2 separate regions of the Homo sapiens genome follow, and region 1 is linked to region 2. A link is an interaction called in ENCODE POLR2A ChIA-PET data of the cell type or tissue named here. Cell type or tissue: Panc1. All regions are shown on one strand. Each heading gives the region's core, and the rest is flanking DNA. Links, peaks and the distances in the headings are about the cores only.

Evidence for each region. ChIA-PET counts read pairs that join two places held together with the same protein. Peaks named below come from ENCODE experiments on the same cell type or tissue, not always from the same donor. Only the 100,000 strongest peaks of a DNase experiment are listed, where the experiment ranks them.
Region 1: POLR2A ChIA-PET joins it to region 2 with 16 read pairs; 6 of 35 experiments call an interaction of 5 or more read pairs at or near these places.

The regions. Positions count from the first base shown.
Region 1 is chr10:21,488,487-21,492,882 of GRCh38, forward strand. MIR1915HG (MIR1915 host gene) reads right to left here. Exons shown (of 2, transcript NR_160800.1): 2 at 4,172-4,396. Among named protein-coding and RNA genes, the nearest start is that of MIR1915, 6.0 kb to the right of the region's middle. In Panc1, for the core only: no CTCF peak of the experiment used is centred there; no DNase peak of the experiment used is centred there; H3K27ac peaks cover 4,000 bases.
Region 2 is chr10:21,405,161-21,409,556 of GRCh38, forward strand. No RefSeq gene overlaps it. Among named protein-coding and RNA genes, the nearest start is that of LINC02643, 34 kb to the left of the region's middle. In Panc1, for the core only: no CTCF peak of the experiment used is centred there; no DNase peak of the experiment used is centred there; H3K27ac peaks cover 3,204 bases.

The sequences.
Region 1 (4,396 bases), core at 92-4,091, 83 kb after region 2:
CTGGGTGACCATGAGACCTTGTTGCAAAAACAAAACAAAACAAAAAAACAAAGCTTCTCTCAAATTATAAGGTTGTTATAAACATCTCCAAAAGTTTATCCTTTTCTTTACACATACACACACCACGCATAATTCTCACTCATCATCAGCCATGTAATTTTTCGTTCTTTTTAATATAGAAACTTTATTTCCCTCTTTCTAGTTTGCTATGGCAGTACTTTCTTCAGTCTTGTACCTAAGTTTCCTACTTATTTTGGCCACTTGCCACCTAGAATATTAAGTTCCCTGAGACATGCTGTCAAAGGCAACACTCCTGGAACTGCCTATTGCATTTTTTTTCCACGTTTGTTGGGAAGAGCAAGACTCCCACGGGGCAAAGCAATCTCCTTTGAATCGAGCAGGGAAAAAAAAAAAACTGGTAAGCACTGGACTCTGACAAGCAGCTGCTGGTAAAGTCTACAGAACTACTTTTAAGTGGCTGGGTGGGCATTAACTTTTCACGGGGCTTTTTTTGTTGTTGTTACTCAATGATTTTGGGAGTCAGCAGATATTTTGTAACAACTAAAAACTACCTAAATTCATTCTGAAAAATAGTCTTCCATTTTTGGTTTAATCAGCAAAAAAAATTCAAACTGCTTCCTTTTTTTTTTTCCTTTGGAGACAGACAGGGTCTCAGTCTGTCATCCAGGCTGGCTTGAGTGCAGTGGTGTGATCACGGCTCACTACAGCACAGCCTCAGCCACCTGGGCTCAAGGTATCCTCCCACCTCAGCCTTGTGAATAGCTGGGACCACAAGCGTGCACCACCACGCCTGGCTAATATATATATATTTTTTATTTTTTGTAGAGATGGGGGTTTCCCTGTGTTACGTAGGCTGGTTTCAAACTCCTGGGCTCAAGCAATCCTCCTGACTCTGCCTCCTAAGTGCTGGGTTTACAGGCATGCCCCACCTAAACTGTTTCCTTCATCTACTTTTAGCTATTTATTAAATAACTAGAATAGGCTACGTTTAAGTTCCAAGTTACAAAAATTGTTAAAGAGAGCATTTATTTTACATCCTAAAAATACTGAGATCTTATGTTGTAGACAAAAGAAGCTAAAAATCTGGTGCAACAAGATGAATACAGAATAAGAAAAGAATTAACTAAAGTAAGTAAGCTTTCTGAATTGTCCATAAATAGTTCTAATTTGAATTACTGCCTATGCCAGAACATTACCTCTGAGATTTTATGATTGCTGTATCTGCTACTATTAACTAATAACATTTGCTCGCAAGGAAATAAAACACATACAAGGAAAATTGACACCAAAATAGTAAGTTGACAAATCTTCCATTAAAAAGGAAAATAGAAAACATAATTCTATGAAAAATTATGGAGAATTTAAATTTATTTTAATTTTTCAATTAAGTCAAATATTCTGTGTCTCACAGAAATTTTTTCTATTTCTCACTAGAAATTTTACCTTTTTGTTTTTTAAGATACTATGTTTTGCTCTGTAGCCCAGGCTGGAGTATAGTGGCACAATCATAGCTCACTGCAGCCTCAAACTCCTGGGCTTAAGCAATTCTCTTGCCTTAGCCTCCCAAAGTGCTGGGATTACAGGCATAAGCCAGTGTGCCCCACCCAGAAATTTTAAAATTCTTAAAATGTGTAATCAATTATTTCATGAAGCTATTGAATATTTTCATATAAAGAACATACCACGATCAATACATTGATTGATTTCCAATCAATTTACTTAATTTATGGAAGGTCATTATGTTGATGTACATAAATGTATATGTGTATTATGAATCAAATTTATTTGAAATCCTCCTGTATAGAATAAATTACGAACTTTTAGATGACATGCGTATTTTTCCCATTCTCCTTAATATATTGGGCCGAATTGTTCATCTAAGTAAAGTTGATTTTGCTTTTTTGTGGTCATTGTTTTTTCTATTTTTACTTACATAGTCAGATGCTAAGTTTTAAGCTTTTGAATAGTATGTCTGTCTGATATATCACTTCTTCCAGGAGCCTCCCCAAGAGCACTATAAATCTGCAAAGAGAGGGAAGTATGGGCAAATGAATAAGAAAAATGTTAAGGAAAGAATCCTTGCTAAACATTGCCACAATTTAATATTTCACATTTAAATTATTCTCATCATGTTATTTCCAAAGTTTGCTCATTAGATTTTCACTTGCCTTGATGACCTTAATTAGACTTGTTCCAGATTTATGACAACTGTAAAATTAGGAAATTTTCATTCAAAAAAAAAAAATTAAAACCCTCTGGATGGTTTTCCAAAGCACATGCAGCATTACTTAAGACTATGATTTTCAGCTAGTTGGATATATCATATCTACAGCTCTAGCCAGGTCTGTAAGAATTCTGTGACTGAGGCCTAATGGAACCAATTTTCACTCTGGCAGAACAAATTCAAGTTCTAATACGAACTTGAATTCCAGTTTCCTTTGGATGCCAGGAATCAGATCCTTTAAGAGGAAATTGTATCAGCGCTTCTGCCTATTAAGTGATATTCCATATATTTCATCTAAATAGCTAGCAGGAACAACTGACTCAAGTCAAATCTAAAACAGAAAACAAATGATTTTTTAATTACTGAAATTGTTTTATTATTATTTTAAAATACTAGTCATGGGCAGTTATTCTGTTGGTGGTGGTGGTGGGTTTTTTTGTTTTTGTTTGTTTGTTTTAGCCTTTTCCTTTCAGGGCCTCAATTTTCTGCAAACTTCACTTACCTTGACTGTGGACCACTGACCTTCTTTAAACAGGAACCAATGTATTCACTCACCTACACTAACAATCATATTACAGTCACAGGCCATTAACTGTCACTCACATTTTTATTACCCTGCATCTGATGAACATTGATACACTTGGGTGTCTTCCTCTGCACTGGAAAAAAAATAATTTAGATAGAATTCTAAAAGTTAGCATGTTTCGTCAATAGCTTCACTGTTCCTCATGCCCATTCATCACATCTTGCTTGCTATTGAAATCCTCCCTTGCTTTGTAACATTATTAAAGTCAGTCATTATTAAAGTCGTCTCAAAAAGAGACACCTCTGCAACTTCTAAGATGTTGTCAACCAGGAATCATATTTTCAATACTTCAAATTCTATTGCATTTTCAAGCTTTGGAAACAAATATAATATTCTTGCATATTTTCTAAGATGAAATTTCATGTAGACAATGATGTGATAGAAAGGATGATGCTTATCTAATGATTTTGGCATTGCCCCTTGATAACTATGACACTGAGAAAACCAGCATTGGTTTTCCTATTATCAGAACAAATTACAGTGCATGTTCTGGAGTCCTACATATCTTACATTTGAGAGAGAAAAATCACTGGGAAAAAAAAAGGTAATAGTTATATTTGTATCCATCTAGTTTCACTAACATATCTTTAAGGTACAGATTTTTTATAATAATCACATATGGCTGGGCGCGGTGGCGCATGCCTGTAATCCTAGCACTTTGGGAAGCCGAGGCGGGTGGATCACGAGATCAGGAATTCAAGACCAGCCTGGCCAATATGGTGAAAACCCGTCTCTACTAAAAACACAAAAAAATTAGCCGGGTGTGGTGGCGAGTGCCTGTAGTCCCAGCTACTCAGGAAGCTGAGGCAGAAGAATCCCTTGAACCCAGGAGGCAGAGGTTGCAGTGAGCCAAGATTGTGCCACTGCACTCCAGCCTGGGTGACAGAGTGAAATTCCATCTCAAAAAAAAAAAAAAAACCATATGATTTTATAAGACCAACTTAAGGGATTCTTATATTGCTTTAGTTTTATTTTTCACAAAAACTAGATTTAATTCAAGCTTCATGAAAAGGCCAAAAAAACACACAAATAATTTCATAGTTCCTAATTTTCCAACCCTTCCTTCAGTAGGCATTGCAGGTCATTCGAACCAGATAGTTTAAATTTTTCATGGTGCAGCTAAGTGAATAAGCATCCCTCCACAGAATGCATGCACTGTTGTATCATTTTCAATTAATATGAAATAGTTTTGCCAAAATATGACTGTAAATGCAAAGCTGCTATTCTGAACATTTGGAACAACTATAGCTCATTTTTCATTATGCGTTGATGTTTTGGTATAAAAATACTGTTTAAGCAGTTCATGAATACTCTTTTCCATTTAATCACAAAGAAATACATTCAGAGTGAACATGATCGTTTTATTGGTTACCAAAGATCCTTGGCAAAGTGCACGCATGGTGAAGAACAAAAGTAAGTCCTCAACAGTTTCCCAACTTCAATGAAAACTTAATGGGCCTAGATTTACAGATTACACATTAAAAAAAGTTTGTGCATGATGTATCTGCTGTGTGTGTATTCATATGTGGGAAATAAAGCAAGCCACAGAGAAAATGGGTGGGGGG
Region 2 (4,396 bases), core at 219-4,218:
AAACCTCTAAGTAGCAGGCTTCAGAGAGAATAGATGGTAAATGTCTGCTTTTGGATCTTAAAAGGTGTCAGAGTCTCAGTTAAATCTCCCTTCAATCAGGAAAAGACCTAGTAAGGAAAGGAGATTCTCTACAGAATGTGAATTTACCCCCACAAGAGATGGCTTTGCAGAGCCATTCCAAAATATGTCAAAGAAATATACTTTTGAGCCAGGCGAGGTGGCTCACGCCTGTAATCCCAGCACTTTGGGAGGCTGAGGCAGGTGGATCACTTGAGGTCAGGAGTTCAAGACCAGCCCAGCCAACATGGTGAAAGCCTGTTTCCACTAAAAACACAAAAATTACCTGGGCATGGTGGTGTGCACCTGTAATCCCAGCTACTCAGGAGGCTGAGGTAGGAAAATCGCTTAAACCCAAGGGACAAAAGTTGCAGTGAGACAAGATCATGCCACTGCACTCCAGCCTGGGTAACAAAGTGAAACTTTGTCTCAAAAAAAAAAAAAAAGAAGAAGAAGAAGAAAAGAAACATACTTGTGATACCCAATGGCTGGGCTCCGGGCTAAACCCATCCTTAATCTTGAAACCATGGCCCTAAGTGAAAACAGCTGGCCCGGTTTTTCCACCCAAATGTTGCTTTTTTTGGCCTGCCATGCCCCTATCCTGTGCCCATAAAAAGACTTCAGCTGGCAGAGCAACACATATGGCTGACCAGTGGGGACGCAAGTTGCTGAGCATTGGAGACTACGGATAGACACAGCTAACTTCAAACAGTGTGGCTTCAGGGAAAGATCACCTTCTCCCCACACCATCCCCTTTCCAACTCCCCATTCCACTGAGAGCCACATCCATTGCCCATTAAAACCCTCCACATACACCACCCTTCGATCCATTCCAGTGACCTGATTTTTCCCGGACAGCAGACAAGAACCCAGGCGCTGAGAGTGCAGGGGCTTGGATGCCGTAGGGAGTTGCACAGAGCCTGCTCCCGCCAGACAGGAGTGACCAGCCGGTTCTAGCTTCGTTCCCTCCAGTTCCCGCATTTGCTTGCTCACATGCTCCCTCTCACAAGCAGTGGCCAGGAGCAGGCTGAGTGAAAGGAGTCACTCCAGTTCCCACCCCTGAAGGGGGTCTAGGTCAAGGGAACTAGCCTGTCTCACTTTGGAATAAAATACTTTGATTTCTTCTAAGGCTTGTTGTTATCTGTCTTGTGATGCTATACCAGAGTCAAGTTGGAATTTGTTACCTTATTGCTACAAAGAGTCTGTTTTGTCAGTCTTATGATCTTTATTTTAATGTTAATGTGGTCAATTATGTTTCAACTCCAAAAGGGAGAAGGTATAATGAGGCATGTCCAACTTCCCTTCCCGTCATGGCCTGAGCTAGTTTTTTATGTTTCTTTGGAATCCCCTTGGCCAAGAGGGGAGTCCATTTAGTCACTTGGAGGACTTAGTATTTTATTTTTGGTTTACACATGAAAGAATATAGCTAAACAGAGAAAGGGAACCTGCCAGGAAGCAAGTGGCATGAAAAAAAAGAGCAAAGGAGGCCAGCCTCCTGGCAGTGGAGGGTGTGAATTTCGGGATTAGGTCAGATTGTACAGACTACTGAAACCCATAGAGAGCAAGGTAGATTTCGTGTAGAGGGAAGACATTGCTAAGTCACTGTTCAAAGGAGAACTGGATTCCTCATCAGCTTCCTTTCTCCTACTGAAAAGTCAGACTGAGAGAGAATCTCATGCCAAAACCTGTTAGAAATTTCCACCCGTTGTTATTGCCAGTGGAATTAAGTTAAGAAAAATCTAACCAGAGCCAGACCGAAAAAAGTGATAAGACACGTCACACCTCCCTCTGAGTCTACTTCCTGTCTCAGAGACGGAGGGTGTGTGGCTACCAAAATACTGAATAATAAACTGTGAAACAGCCAGAGTAAGATCCCCACGTGTAGCCCATCTCTCCACCAGAAAACTCAGGGAAAGAAAGAAGGCTGGGGAGCAGTGAGGCCCTGCCTCCTGTGAGGCTTAAACTCCACAGGAAAAATTCTATAAGTTGTAGGGGACCAAAAGTATGCACCCCACAATGACTGTAGACGACTAAAATATGCCACCCAAAAAAAATGCCTCTTTGGCATAAGGATGAGTTTGAGAAACTACAAACCCAAGAGATGTTCTGAAAACAGTAGAAGTTACCCTTTTGTAAGGGAAATTTACATCTGTAAAGGGAATCTCCATTTTTAAGGATATCTTCCTGTACAAGAAAGAGAAGGATGACTCTTAATCACAAGAGACTCTTATCACTGTGAGATGGGATTATTCCCTTGACCTTGACCCCCTTTGTGGGCAGGAACTAGAGTGGCTCGTTTCACCAAGCCTGCAGTCCATGGACAGCTAAGTGTTAACAGCTCAGTGAATGGTGAGGGTGAGAGCCTCCCGCACCTGCCCTTTTTGACACCTGAGTTCTTGTTCAGTGTCCAGGAAGAATCAGGTCACATGAACTGTTTGAAAGATGATGAACGTGGAGGACTTTACTGAATAGTGAAAGTGGCTCTCAGTGGAAGGGGAGCTGGAAAGGAGACAGTGCGGGAAGAAGGTGATCTTTCCCTGCAGTCCAGCTGTCTCTGGCCAGGCTCCCCTCTGAAACTGCACTGTCTGAAGTTAGCCGCATTTAACCATCGTCTCCAACACTCAGTTGCTTCTCTACTCACCATTCAGCAGCTTGCATCCCTGAGGCTCAGCAGCTTATATCCTTGCTGGTCAGCTGCCTGTTTTGTCTTTTCTTTTTTTTTTTTTTTTTTTTCTGCCAGCTGCTCTGGTTTTTATGGGCACAGGATAGGGGGCAGGATAGGCCAAAAAGGCAATCATTTGGGTGAAAAATGGGGCCGAGTTTCCAGGCTTGAGGGTGGAATTTAGCCAGGAGCCCAGCCCTTCTGTATCAGGGTCAGCTGTTTTCACTTAGGGTCGAATTGAGGTTCCAGGTTTGAGGATGGAGTTCAGTCAGAAGCCCAGACATTCTACATTAACTGGAGGAGGCATCAACCTAAATCTGCATAACAAGCTTTTCTCTTATTTACCATAATTTTTCTGATCACATCCCCATAAGCCTTTCCCTGCACTGTTTCTGCAGATAATGGTATTTAATCCTGAATTCAAAGCCACCTCTTTGAGATTGTACTCATTTCTCTGGATATCATCTGTGTATACATGAGGTATACATGGTAATAAGCTTCTGTTTGTTTTTCTCTTGTTAATCTGTCTTTTGTTACAGGGGTCTATCCCAACTAAGTACTATGAAAGTAATGGGGTTCAGGACATGCTATCCCAAAATATGATACTTTGGCATTTGAGAAAACAGCAGAAGCAAGAAGATCTCTCTGACCTTCTAACCTTCTCTCCTGAAGCAGGTCGTGAAAGAATTCTCTGAACTTCCCAAAATAGTCATTCCAGAAGGGTCCTTCCTATATTCACATGAAAGGAATGAAGACAGAGAAACAAAGAAGAATCTGAACAAACAAGCCTTACTAATTTTCCCCCAGTCTATTACCATTAGATCTCTTGCTCCAATCATACTTCTTTTTTTTTTTTTTTTTTTTTTTGAGACAGAGTCTAGCTCTGTCACCCAGGCTGAAGAGCAGTGGCGCGATCTTGGCTCACTGCAACCTCCGCCTCCCAGGTTCACGCAATTCTCCTGCCTCAGTCTCCCGAGTAGCTAGGATTACAGGCACCTGCCACCACACCCGGCTAATTTTTGTTTAGTAGAGACAGGGTTTCACCATGTTGGCCAGGCTGGTCTCAAACTCCTGACCTCAGGCGATCTGCGAGCCTTGGCCTCCCAGAATGCTGGGATTACAGGCGTGAGCCACTGTACCCAGCCCCAATCATCCTTCTGTAACAGTGGATGGAGTCTTAGCATGACTGACTCCATTTTGTCTCTGACCACCCCCTCCACCATGGTAATATCCTTTAGGTTCAAAAGCTTCTGCTTAACTTTGCATGCATACCATCTAATTATATGAGGAATTTAGTTTATAGTTTAGCTTTAGAAAAAAAATAATAGTCCCTTTCCCAAAACTAACCCAAGAGGAGATAAGGAGGATATATATACAAATAAAAATGTTAGGCCGGGCACGGTGGCTCACCCCTGTAATCCCAGCACTTTGGAAGGCCGAGGCAGGTGGATCACCTGAGATCAGGAGTTCAAGACCAGCCTGACCAACAGAGAGAAAACCCGTCTCTATTAAAAATACAAAAAAATTAGCCAGGCATGGTGGTGCATGCCTGCAATCCCAGCTACTCAGGAGGCTGAGGTAGGAGAATCGCTTGAACCTGGGATGCAGAGGTTGCGGTGAGGCGAGATCACGCCACTGCACTCCAGCCTAGGCAACAAGAGTGAAACGCCATCTCAA